Regions from separate parts of the Homo sapiens genome. Here region 2 is linked to region 1. A link is a contact called in ENCODE Hi-C or POLR2A ChIA-PET data. All regions are on one chromosome and are shown on one strand. Each heading gives the region's core, a stretch centred on a gene start or an enhancer-like site at or near the end of the contact. The rest is flanking DNA. Distances are from core to core; before and after follow the strand shown. Region 1 overlaps MGAT1 (alpha-1,3-mannosyl-glycoprotein 2-beta-N-acetylglucosaminyltransferase). Region 2 overlaps HEIH (hepatocellular carcinoma up-regulated EZH2-associated long non-coding RNA).

Region 1 (6,540 bases), core at 1,239-3,738:
CTCACTCTGTCTCCAGGACAGACTGCCTTCCGGGCAGCCTTCCCTCCTCAAGCCTCTTGGCCTTTGCAATCCTCTTACCTGGGTCACTGGTGGGATCTCATTTGTGGATCAAGTCGCCCCCAGTGGAGACAAATGTCTGATGGAGTCTGGCCAAGGCCCTCCTGAGCCTTCACTGGGCCCTGCATGAGAAGCCTGCCAAGGCTGAGGGGCCAGGGAAACGGAGACGAAGCCCTCAGAGCAGGCCAAGAGGGTGGGAGGTGGGGGGCATTTAGAGGGTTAGATACAGAGCACCCCTTTACAAATACCAGCTACTGGCTTTTCGTATTACATGTTCATTTTAGATACAACATACTGCACACGCTCCCTTAACGTGTGTTTACGCGTGGGTGGTGTATCCTTCCAGACGTCTTCCTCACATCTATACATAATATGCATAGATAAAACATTTACCACCAAAACCCATAGTGTTATGTACATATTTGTCTGGCTGTGTAACTTTAAATAACATACAAATGTATAGAACAGAAGCTTGCCCTCTTTCTGAAATATCTAACGTGGGATTTCAGGCTTTCTGATGAGACCTCTGTAGAGGTCAGTGTTTTGCCACCAGAGGTCCTTCAGCCTCCATCTGTTCTCCCACCTACCCACATTCTGGCCCCTGGCAATTCACAGGGAGTTTAGGAAGTAGACACCAGGGCCCTATTTCCTGGAGACCAGCCTGGTGGCCGATGTCATAGAGTGCGGTGGGCCTGGGCCGGCCCTGCTCTGGGCCCGTGACCTGCGTGTCTGACTCGGGTCCAGCTGTTCTTCCTGCCAGAGCCTCTTCCTGTGAGGCGGGGGTAACACAACCTTCTGTGGTGGCTGTGGGATTAATCCGTATGGCTGCATTGTGAGTAAAGCCTGGTGGAAATCTCTGTCTCCACTGCTTTCCTTTTCCTGCTGTTCACCTTGGCTCCCTCGACACTTAATCCCCCTCCACATGTGTCTGGAGCGGGCAGAGCGGGGGCAGTTGATAGAAAGGGGGCCGGGTAGTGCCAAGGCTGTTACTTTCCCCCACTGCCTCCCTTGGCTAACTTGAAGTCTGACCCTTTATACCAGAACTGTAAGACAGTGTGTCAGAATGGATTCAGTTGCAGAGCAGGAAGCCTGGATCCCAGCGCCGGACGGAAATGAGAGGTCGATGGTGCAGGCTGGTGTGGGGGTTCCTCCACCGTCAGGGCCCAGGCTCCTTCTCAGGTCTCAGTCTCACTCTTCTTAGCACGAGGTCAGGTCTCATTCCTTGGCTGCGGGAGCTCCAGCCAGCACACGTTTTAGGAAGAAGGAGGAAGGAAGAAGGTAAAGGGTGGATGGCAGCTGCCTCCTCCTCTCTTGGAAGCTCACAGAGCGCTGGGTCACAATTCCCTGGGTAGAACTGGATCACACAGGCACCCCTGTCAGCAAAAGAGGCTGGAAAAAGTATTTCTGAAGCTGAATCAAATTAAGATTCCTGTTACTAAGAAGGGAGTGATTGTATGGGCGACTACAGGGACCACGGCCATACACGGTGCCTGGAAGACCAAGCTTGTGACAGTGACGAGGATTTGGAGAGGGCAGGGTGATGGGGAGCTTTGGGGGGAGTGCATTAGGAACCCTGACCTGGAGAGGGGCAGAATGAAACCTGCGGGCCCCTAACCCTAGTGGGTTGTTTGAGAAACCTGTCCTACTGTGGCAGGGGGCTGAGTCTTCTCAGGGTCATGCATGAAAACTGAAATTCCTGAAGGCCACACACAGCCCCGGAAGTGCTGACTGACAAGGGCACATGCCAGTGATGCAGTTTTCTTTTTTGTCTTCACTTTTGTTGTTCCGCCGTCTTCAACACATGGCTCCCAGCTCACAGCAAATGCTGCCCTGGTTCAGCTACCAGGAAGCAGGAGAGGGGAAGGGAGGGCAAGCCTCATTCTTTATGGAACAAAAGCAGTGGGCAGACAGCCTTCCCTCACGTTCCACTCACTGGAATGTGGTCTGGCTGCCTTCCCTGCAGGAGGTGGGATGCACCCTCAGTGCAGCAGCCCTGCCCCAGCCAAAAACGTCTCAGCACAGCTGTAAGAAGAGGAAGATGGCTAGAGACAGGCAGCCTTCCCTGCAAGGGCAATGAGGCAAGCCTGCCAAAAGCCTCCTTTGGAAATACTGTTTGATTACTTTTCAGAGTTTCTATTTAGGAAAAGGGCAAAACCTTTCAGGATCAGGAGTAGGTGAGCGGCGATCAGGCCTCACTCTTCACCGAGGGCCTTCCCTGAGGAGGGGCCTGCAGGACGCTGGCAGCGGAATGGGGCTGTGTGGCTGCTAGATTAGGTCATGGCAGGGAGACAGCCTCTTCCTGGTTCTTGCTAGAACAGGCACACTTGGGGCCTTGAGCTCCAGGGAGTTCATGGAAGACATCTGACTACCCTGAGCCCCTTGCTGGAGGGTTCTGGGGAGTGGCCCACGGCCACCGTCACCCATGGCCACCGTCACCCACAGGGGCCGTGAGGACATCCCTGGCCAGCATCTAACACAACCACATGGGATGCCCTAAGCAACTACTGCCCAGCCGAGGGCTGCCTGAATTTCTGACTCACAAATGGTGGGCAATGTGAAACGGGTATTTTAAGCTGCTGAGTTCTGCGGGAGTTTGCTGAGCAACAGTAGAAACCAGAACTCTCGGATACTGTGTTCTGTCCTTGAAACGGTGGAAGATTTTATGTGACCAGAATGGAATGTTTGAACAAATATTTTGAGAATAGAATTTTAAAACATTTACTCATCAGCATCCAAGGGTGGGGAGCAGTGTCATCTAGGAGACTGGTTCTATTATTTACGTAGATGTTCTTGAATTAAAGGATGGGAATATTTTTTCCTTCCAAAACTTTTTTTCAATTTTATATTCTGTTTTTCAAGTTTTTATTATGAAAATATTCAAACTCACAGGGAAGTTGAAAGACTAATACAAAGAAGAACCATACTCTTTCCACTGACATGATCCAACGAGGAATATTTTGCCACACGGCAAATATATACCGTATAATTTTCTGTACCACTTGATAGAAAGGTAAAGAATGAATATTGTTTTTTAAATAACTTTTTTCGTATATAAGTAATATGTGCTTATCGTGTAACTACCTAAAAACATTGAAAAATAAAAGGAAAATAAAATTCATACATAACCGCCCTGCCCAGATTAACTATCTTTGGTTCTTGGCTTGCTGAGCAAGCTTCTGACCTGAACTTGGTCTTCATTGGGCACGGCTGCCCTCTACTGACAGCTGGGAGTCCTCGGCCTCCTTATGAATGAATCAAGCCAGTTGGTTCTGAAACTGCAGAACAGAGCCTGATGGCCTCATACCTGGGTTTTTAAAAATCAAAATCTGGCCGGGTGCGGTGGCTCTCGCCTGTAATCCCAGCACTTTGGGAGGCTGAGGTGGGTGGATCACGAGGTCAGGAGATCGAGACCATCCTGGCTAACACGGTGAAACCCCGTCTCTACTAAAAATACAAAAAATTAGCTGGTCGTGGTGAAGGGCGCCTGTAGTCCCAGCTACTCGGGGGGCTGAGGCAGGAGAATGGGTGAACCCGGGAGGCGGAGCTTGCAGTGAGCCGAGATCACACCGCTGCACTCCAGCCTGGGAGACAGTGCGAGACTCCTCTCAAAAAAAAAAAATCAAAATCTTGGGTGAGGCCTCACCTGAAATATCAAGTGTGACTTCCCTGTCCTTGTCATATTGCTCCCTTGAATTGGAGCCTGCCCTGATGCCCGCCTGGCTCCAGGCCAAGCCCTAGCAGTTCTCCACCCCAGTTAGACAGCATGCAGCTGTGGTTCCAACGCCCCTCCCTCAGCTGAACCGATGCCCCTGATTCTCCCTAAATTCTCCTTTGTCCTTCAGTTCATCTTTCTTGTCCTTTTGCTCCAATCACATAGTGTGAGGGAAGACTCTCCTGAAACCATGTTTTCCCTCCGCTCTCACACTGCAACAATCATCTACACAGAAGAAGACTTCTGTGACCAAACGTGTGGGGACCTCTCCCCACTCCCAAGCGGTGGACGTCAGCCAGGTGTCCTCCAATCAGTTCCAACCCTGTCTACCTGGAGATAGTGCCAGATCCCACAGGTTGAGGGCTCCATCCCCAAGACTCATCCTTGCCCCACCCCACCAATCGAATGTTGGGGCCTCCAGAACTTCTGACCAACTGGGTTCAAGTTGGGGTTCCCACAACCCCCTCTTTGAGTTTGATTAATCTGGGGGAGTTGCTCACAGAGAATCAGTTTACTAAGAAGGATATTTTAAAGGATATGGATAATTAGCCAGACGAAGAGGTACATAGGGTGAGGCCTGGAAGCACAGGAGCTTCTGTTGCCGTGGAGCTGGGGTGCCCCACCCTCCCGGCATGTGGACGAGTTCTTCACCCTCCTGTCGGCCTCCACGTGTTCGGCCCAGTCCCCTTGGTTTTTTATGGAAGCTTCATGACTTTAGCATTCCTTCCCCCAGGGTATAGGATGGGACCCTCTCATGGGAGGGCCTTGAGTCCTGCCTCAGGGCAGTGGAAGGTCAGAGTCCTGCCCCTGAGGCCTGACTCACCCAACACTGTAACAAAAGACTGTAACAAGGGCTGTGGGAATTATGAGCCAGGAACCCTGGGTTGAAAACCAATACATAAACCAATATACGTACACATATTGTGAAGAGAAAATACAACTTGGGACCTCAAAATCACTAAGCCGAAGGGACAGATCAAGCTGGGAACTGTGTCACACAAACCTGCCTTCCATTCACAAATAAAAAAGCTACATGCCTCCCTCACAATTTGCCCTTGTGGGCAAGATCTTTACCCTAAAAGTGTTCTGTTGAATTCCACCCTGACAATGTAAATTGATAGTCTATCTTCGCAGTGATGGGACAAAGGAAAGAACTCAGCCATTTCTTTGCTCACCTGAGACAAATGCATATGTGATTGCTTCCTCTGCCCTACTTTATCTTATGTGAAAGTGCAGATTCACCCCAGCTAGCTGACTATTCCTTTGCCTCCCTTACATGTGGACGGCTGATCAAAGGCTCAAAAGAAGGCAACCACTTGCCTTTTATCTACCCACACCTTTTAAAAATGTCTTCCTCTTTCTGCAATACCTGCCCTTTTTCCTTTAAATATTGAAGCCCTCAAAATCATCTTTGGAGAAAGGCACAGACTTGGGTCCTGGGTGCATGTCCTTAACATTGGCAAAATAAACTTCTAAATTGACTGAGCTCTGTCTCAGATACTGTTTGGTTTACATGGTAACCATGAAGGGATTCTGAGTGGAGCTACCCCTGACCTTTGGCAAATCTCCTACGGGTACTTGGTGCCAGCTTGAGCTACCTTTATTGCTCAAATCAGTTGGACAATTTGCTGAGCCCTGGGAGCTCCTGTCTCCAGAGAATCCCTGATCTTCCAAAATCTGGTTGAGGTTTAAGGATTATTCTGCTGTGAAACTCTTTTTCTGGAGTTTTATTCACTTTCAACAAGGAGGGAGAGTTTTCCTGCTTCCATGATAATGGGGTGCAGGCAACTCCTTTGTGGAATTTCAGCCCACTTCCAACAGGGAAAGCAAGTTTGAGTTTTTTCCTACTTCTAGGATAGTAGTGTAGCAGGACCAGCCGCAGACAAAACTCCTCAGACACCGAGTTAAAGAAGGAAGGGGTTTATTCAGCCAGGAGCATTGGCAAGACTCCTGTCTGAAGAGCTGAGCTCCCCTAGTGAGCAATTCTTGTCCCTTTTAAGGGCTCACAACTCTAAGGGGGTCCACGTGAGAGGGTCGTGATCGATTGTGCAACCAGCGGGTACACGACTGGGGGCTGCATGCACCGGTAATCAGATTGGAACAGAACAGGACAAGGGTTTTCACAGTGCTTTTCCATACAATGTCTGGAATCTACAGATAACATAATCGAGTAGGCCGGGGCTCGATCTTTAACTACCAGGCCCGGGGTGTGGCGCCGGGCTGTCTGCTTGTGGATTTCATTTCTGCCTTTTCATTTTTACTTCTTCTTTCTTTGGAGGCAGAAATTGGGCATGAGACAATATGAGGGGTGGTCTTCTCCCTCAGTAGAGCACAGTCTTTAGCCAGGTCTCATTCCTAGGTAAGTAGCTGAATGGGGGTTTTGTCTTGGAAATTCTCCTTAATCACTAAAGTTAAGATGAACAACCAGTTGGTCTTAATTCCTCCTTACCATTAGAGTGCTCAGTAATAATATAAATTGTGTGATCATTTGTTTGTTTTGATTAACTGCTTTTTAAAAATTTGTTAGTTTCTGTTTTTGTTGTTTTGGTCTCTTTCCCATTAGGTTTGACCAACTCTACCCGACTTGATCAAATCCAGAGAAAAGTTCCAAATTATGGGGAACAAGGCCTCTGGATTGGCTAAATTCCCTCAGCTGAAAAAAAGGAAAAAGAAAAAATGGCCAGCAACAAGGAATGTGGGAGTTACCAACCAGCAACCATGGATGAAAGCCAGTACATGCATCTCTATGTCATAACAGCACACACACCTTG
Region 2 (6,540 bases), core at 2,960-5,459, 41 kb before region 1:
TAGTATTCCGCCCTCACCCAGCCACCCGAGTAAATGAGAATGATGACTGACTGAGACCCTGATGGTGGTGGCTTAGGCAAGATGAACGTCTGAAATGGAGGCCCAGGGCTGCCACGATGGCTCTGTAGTCATCAGGGAGGGAGCTCCTTTTATCTTGTTACCTACTCCCCTCTTGTGCCCCTTTCTTCCCTTGATCTAAGAAGGTTGCTCCGGATCTCGCCATCTGGCCTGCGTTCAATCAGCAGAAGCTTCCTGGAGGAGCAGGAGGAGGCACTGTGCTCGCATCACATACCAGTGGCCAGAAGTTGGCTTCAGGGAAGCTCAGGAAATAGGATGCGAGAAGCCATGAGACCTCCCCAAACTCTGCAGTAACAGAGTCAACAAGACAATGGCTTAAAGATGGAGAGACCAGTTGATCGGTCACACAAGCTGTTCCACGATAATTCTTGTGTCAGAAGGGGAGGCTGACTACCAGGACCACTGGCCCCACTTCCAGCCCCTCCATTCTGAGTACACTTCAGAGGGCTCTGGCAGGGTGAGGGGGTCTTGGTGGTGCCACAGAGAGTAAAGGTCTAGCACACCCATTGTGGAGATATTTCATGGGGACAACCCAGTGACTTCACTTGAAGTAAAGTGGGATTTTCCAACCTTGAGATTCTTATTTTCTTTGGTATGCGTGTGGAAGAAGTATGAAGGTGGGGGTTGGGAGGGAGAGCAAATGAGCTGTGTGTATGAGGAGCTGGGGCCTGGCTCTTGACAATATCACCCACCCCCACCCCAGGCTTTCCTTGGGGCAGAAAGACTATGGCCGGGGCTTTCAGTGTCGGCTCCGAGGTATAGAGGTATAACCAGTGCTTTTGGCTAAGTCACGTCACTGATGAGCTTCTCTTTCCACCTTGGCAAACCAATTCTTCTGTAAAATGGTCTTCAAAGTTTCTTTTTTAAAGCAGAGAAACTTATTTTTCAGATAAAAATTTAGATAGAACTATCGGGGGAACCCGATAGGGGCCAGATATCGGGGGAACCCACCCCCAATATTTCAACATAGGTTCTTTCTATTTTCCATAAATGTTGGCCGGCTGAGAAATAAAGAGTACAAAGAGCGGAATTTTACAGCTGGGCCACCGGGGGTGACATCACATATTGGTAGGACCGTGATGCTCACCTGAGCCGTAAAACCAGCAGGTTTTTATTAAGGATTTCAAAAGGGGAGGGAGTGTACGAACAGGGAGTAGGAACAAAGATCATATGCTTCAAAGGGCAAAAGGCAGAACAAAGATCACATGCTTCTGAGGAAACAGGACAAAGGGCAAAAGGCAGAACAAAGATCACATGCCTCTGAGGAAACAGGACAAAGGGCAAAAGGCAGAACAAAGATCACATGCCTCTGAGGAAACAGGACAAAGGGCAAAAGGCAGAACAAAGATCACATGCTTCTGAGGAAACAGGACAAGGGGCAAAAGGCAGAACTCCTGATAAGGGTCTATGTTCAGTGGTGCACGTAGTGTCTTGATAAACACCTTAACAGAAAACAGGGTCTAAGAGCAGAGAACCGGTCTGACCAAAAATTTACCAGGATGGAGTTTCCCAATCCTAATAAGGCTGAGGGTACTGCAGGAGACCAGGACGTATCTCAGTCCTTATCGCTACCGCATAGGACAGACACTCCCAGAGCAGCCATTTATAGACCTACCCCCAGGAATGCATTCCTTTCCCAGGGTCTTAATTATTAATATTCCTTGCTAGGAAAAGAATTCAGCAATATCTTCCCTACTTGCACGTCCATTTATAGGCTCTCTGCAAGAAGAAAAATATGGCTCTTTTTGCCTGACCCCGCAGGCAGTCAGACCTTATGGTTGTCTTCCCTTGTTCCCTAAAAATTGCTGTTATTCTGTTCTTTTTCAAGGTGCACTGATTTCATATTGTTCAAACACACGTTTTATAATCAATTTGTACAGTTAACACAATTATCATAGTGATCCTGAGGTGACATACATGCTCAGCTTATGAAGATAACAGGATTAAGAGATTAAAGTAAAGACAGGCATAAGAAATTATAAAAGCATTATTTGGGAACTGATAAATGTCCATATTAAAATAAAATCTTCACAATTTATGTTCTTCTGCCACAGCTCCAGCTGGTCCTTCCATTCGGGGTCCCTGACTTCCCGCAACATAGAACCCTCAAATAGATGAAGGTGGAGCTTCTTGGGTAGAGACTGGAGGATTGGGGTGTTGCCCACCGGGCCTTACGGACTCTCCTGAGTGATCTGAGTCACCTCCAAAGAGCTAGGTGTCAACTCCAAAACACCCTGTGTCCCTTTCTTCCATTTAGTAATCGAAGCCTTACCACCAGAGGTTTGGCAGGGCACGTTGAAGGGGTGGGTTGCCCCTCCACACCTGTGGGTGTTTCTCGTTAGGTGGAACGAGAGACTTGGAAAAGAAAAAGACACAGAGACAAAGTATAGAGAAAGAAATAAGGGGGCCCGGGGAACCAGCGTTCAGCATATGGAGGATCCCGCCAGCCTCTGAGTTCCCTTAGTATTTATTGATCATTTGTGGGTGTTTCTCCGAGAGGGGGATGTGTCAGGGTCACAAGACAATAGCGGGGAGAGAGTCAGCAGACAAACACGTGAACAAAGGTCTTTGCATCATAGACAAGGTAAAGAATCAAGTGCTGTGCTTTTAGATATGCATACACATAAACATCTCAATGCTTTACAAAGCAGTATTGCTGCCCGCATGTCCCACCTCCAGCCCTAAGGCGGTTTTTCCCTATCTCAGTAGATGGAACGTAAATTGGGTTTTATACCGAGACATTCCATTGCCCAGGGACGGGCAGGAGACAGATGCCTTCCTCTTGTCTCAACTGCAAGAGGCATGCCTTCCTCTTATACTAATCCTCCTCAGCACAGACCCTTTACGGGTGTCGGGCTGGGGGACGGTCAGGTCTTTCCCTTCCCATGAGGCCATATTGCAGACTATCACATGGGGAGAAACCTTGGACAATACCTGGCTTTCCTCAGCAGAGGTCCCTGCGGCCTTCCGCAGTGTTTGTGTCCCTGGGTACTTGAGATTAGGGAGTGGTGATGACTCTTAAGGAGCATGCTGCCTTCAAGCATCTGTTTAACAAAGCACACCCTGCACAGCCCTTAATCCATTTAACCCTGAGTTGACACAGCACACGTTTCAGGGAGCACAGGGTTGGGGGTAAGGTCACAGATTAACAGAATCTCAAGGCAGAATTTTTCTTAGTACAGAACAGAATGGAGTCTCCTACGTCTACTTCTTTCTATACAGACACAGTAACAATCTGATCTCTCTTTCTTTTCCCCACAGCACGTGCCCAGCTTCCTTTCAAGTCTCTGGCCAATGCAATGTGAGCAGAAGTGAAGGGGCAACTTTCAGGTGATGACTTGGAAAAGAAAGCTTAGTCCTCTGCTTCTCCTGTCACCCGAAAGAGAAACAGAGGCTTGTCTTGTTGAAGCCAGTGTGTTTGGTGTCTTTTTGTATAGTGGCTTAGACAGTGGCCTAACTAGAAGACCAAGGCTCAAAGGAACACATTTTGAGCTTCTCCACAGTTTGAGAACCTCTACATTACCTACACCAAGCCTTCCCCAGCACTCAATTTATGGAAGACCATTTCTCTTCTCATGACACATGTCCTCATGTTGCTTTGGCCTGTTTTAAAGCTTTCTCAACTCCATCTCAATAAAGAAATCTGCAGCTTTGTTGGATGAGAGGATCTAAAAAGTTCGTTCTTCCAATCGGTTGTAAATATAGACACTAATTTATAAACTGACACAGGAACACACAGCAAATTAGTAGAAAATCCGATTCCTGTTCCCTTTTCTCCTTGCATTGTTTCCTGCCAATGCTCACCATTTCTTTATCCTTTCCACTCTTCCTTGCTCCTCCTTCCCTTTAATTTTTCTCTGTTGTGCCTAAATAAGCTGTCCATGCATGGCACTCCATGGGCTCTGATAACAGACTCAACAAGACAATGACTTAAAGATGGAGTGACCAGCTGATCAGTCACACAAGTTGTTCCAGTGTAATTATTTTCACAGGTGTCTCAGTTTGGATGATAAATTATATGAACACTCTACTTACAGAACAAAGACCTTTATTTATGTCTCTCTTGCTTCAAAGTCCAAGGTGAGCATGCCTGCCTGGCAGCTCTGCCTCAATTCCTTTTAAATCATTCCTTTGTCATACTTCAGCACACTGCTGTCATCTGTATGGTTGAGCTGGACTGCTGCCATGTTGAGTCACCAGTGACTTTTTGATTCTTTAATTCCCAGTTTGACTGGCATTCCTCTGTGTGTGTGTATTTAGTTCTATGCAGTTTTATCACATGTGTAGGCTTGTGTAACCACTGCCACAGCCAAGATACAGAACAGCCAAGTTTGTTTTTGTTCACTGTCATCTCTCCAAAACCTAGTGCAATGCCTGGCAAAAAGACACTCAGTACATACTTGTTGATGGGGGAATGAATGAATGAATGGTGTGCTAATTGGGGTTTTAAGATGCAAAACCCAAGCAGTGTAAGTGAGGTACATGTGGCGGTCTAGAGGTAGGACCAGCAGGATAGCTGTGCCGTCTATCTCTGGGCCAGGCAACTGCTGCAGTCCTACCATGTCCCCAGCAGATGGGCAGGGGAAAGGCAGGGCCCAGTCTTTACAGGGGCAGGTCCTGGAGTTGCACACCTCACTTCCCCTCATATCCTACAGGCCAGAACTTAGGTGCAGGTACACACCAAGCTGCATAGGAGGCCGAGGTAGATGGTATTACTTGCCTGCAATTCTTCCTTCCCTCTTTTCTCTTACTAATGTTCACCAAAGTGGAGAGTACTTTTCCACAACTCATGCAGGGCTTTGGCCAATGGAATGTGGGCAGAAGCGAGTTTGTTAGTTCTGAGCTGAGGCCTTAGGAGGCCTCTTGTGTCTCTGCTCGTCCTCTGGCCCTGTTGCCACCCCAGGTGGTCACTGGTCCAGAGGATGAGAGACAAGTGAAGCAGCCCTGACTCGGCTCACAGCTTGAAGCAGAGCGGCCTCCACCAGCCTGCAAGAAAAATAAATGACTTTTTTGATAAGCCACTGAGAGTTTGAGGTTGCCTACCGTGAGCTCAGCCTTAACTGAGTGAGTTCTACTAGTAACGAAGGGGAGAATGAACATTTGTGGACTTCGAGCATTCTGCAGTATGAGAGGGGCCCCTCTCTGGATGGAGCAGGGAAGACCTGACCTGTAGGGACTCCTTAGGGGTCCAGAGCAAAGCCCAGGCGGCTTAGTTAGACGGCATGCTCTCCTGGGACTCTCATGGGCAGACAGACTGGAGATCAGCTGAACTGGGGCCAGCTGGAAACACCTCTGTCTGGAGACATCTTGGGGATAAAGGGAAGTTTGGGGTGGGAAGAATGATAATGGAAAGCTGCGTCCAAACAAATAAAACTGTCGCATTAACAAGTTGAAGAAGAGTTTTCCCAGTGAGTCGAGAACTGGTGCTAATAATAGAAGCCTCAAACAGCTGTGCATTTTGCCATATTAAATAGTTCATTTGTGTCTGTCTGTTGCCAGCACAGCTGTAGAGAATGATGCTGCTCCAGTTTGATCCAATACAGTATTTGGAATGCATGGAAAAGATCACTGATGCCTTTACCTGATGCCTTACCTCTGAAGGATATTTCTCCACATAATCGGCCCTCGGTTTTGTGCTGAATGCAGCTGTTGAAGGAAGCAGCTCTCTGTATTACTTGCTGATTATCCTGCCAACAGGAATTTGGGTGTGCGGAAATGGCATCAAATTCTTTCCACTGGGAAAGTGCTAGCAACAAACAAGAGGTTAAAAAGCTTTTGAAAGCACAGCAATTTGGGTGTGAATATCCATTCTGAGGTGGATGAATTAGTTCCTGATAAAGTATTGGCTGCTTATTTGAAACTGGTTGAGGAAAAGAAAACATGGCTTTAAAAAGCTCTTCAAATACAAATATATCCTCAATTTTATCTGCTTTTTACTGATATTTATCTGTCTGCCTTCTATTATGAAAATTTTCAACACTGAAAAATGTCAAAAGAAACCACAAATGCTTTTCATCTAGATTCAATGGTTGTTAACGTTTTACCATATTTGGTTTTTCTCCTCTCTCTGTCTCCCCACAAACACATGATACACACCATTTTTGAAAATAAGTTGTCAGTATGGCATCATGATCCGTAAGTGCTTCAATATGAATCTCCTAAGAATAAAGAAAATCTCCTGTATAACCGCAATACCACTATCATACCTAGGAAACTTAACAATGATTCTACAATCACAACTAATATCCAAGTCATTTTAAAATTTTTGCAATTGTACCTTAAATGTTTGTATGCAGTTTCCCCCGAGAGCTAATCAAGGCTTATGGATTCCATCTGGAGGCTAATCTGGAAAATCTCCCCCACCTTAACTTCTGTTTGGTTTTGATTTACGACATTGACTTGAGGAATCTGGGCCAGCTGTCTTAGAGAAGGTCACACATCCCTGGCTTGCCCGATTGTTTC

The links. Hi-C counts contacts between places; a loop is a spot of excess contacts on that map. ChIA-PET counts read pairs that join two places held with the same protein, here RNA polymerase II (POLR2A). Pooled maps may share reads with other maps.
Region 2: a map of PC-3 shows a loop between it and region 1 (7-fold over the local background). The contact joins two enhancer-like sites. A Hi-C loop is called at or near these places in 27 of 168 maps with a recorded cell type or tissue (B cell, CD4-positive, alpha-beta T cell, CD4-positive, alpha-beta memory T cell and 21 more), 9 of 37 single-sample maps with no recorded cell type and 32 of 50 pooled maps. POLR2A ChIA-PET finds 5 or more read pairs at or near these places in 31 of 52 experiments (A549, AG04449, AG04450 and 24 more).

What each region holds. Positions count from the first base shown.
Region 1 is chr5:180,781,424-180,787,963 of GRCh38, reverse strand. MGAT1 (alpha-1,3-mannosyl-glycoprotein 2-beta-N-acetylglucosaminyltransferase) reads left to right here. Exons shown (of 2, transcript NM_002406.4): 2 at 1-3,184. Among named protein-coding and RNA genes, the nearest start is that of MGAT1, 18 kb to the left of the region's middle. RefSeq lists enhancers at 1,107-2,017, 2,018-2,929. Within about 2 kb of position 2,488, at least 23 of the 41 ENCODE cell types and tissues checked have a DNase peak (open chromatin) inside an H3K27ac peak, as active enhancers do; they include ascending aorta and thyroid gland, where a contact is called at or near this core.
Region 2 is chr5:180,824,067-180,830,606 of GRCh38, reverse strand. It overlaps HEIH (hepatocellular carcinoma up-regulated EZH2-associated long non-coding RNA), which reads left to right. Exons shown (of 1, transcript NR_045680.1): 1 at 1-653. It also overlaps a transcript of ZFP62 not described here. Among named protein-coding and RNA genes, the nearest start is that of LINC00847, 3.6 kb to the left of the region's middle. RefSeq lists a silencer at 5,644-5,938. Within about 2 kb of position 4,209, at least 13 of the 41 ENCODE cell types and tissues checked have a DNase peak (open chromatin) inside an H3K27ac peak, as active enhancers do; they include ascending aorta and thyroid gland, where a contact is called at or near this core.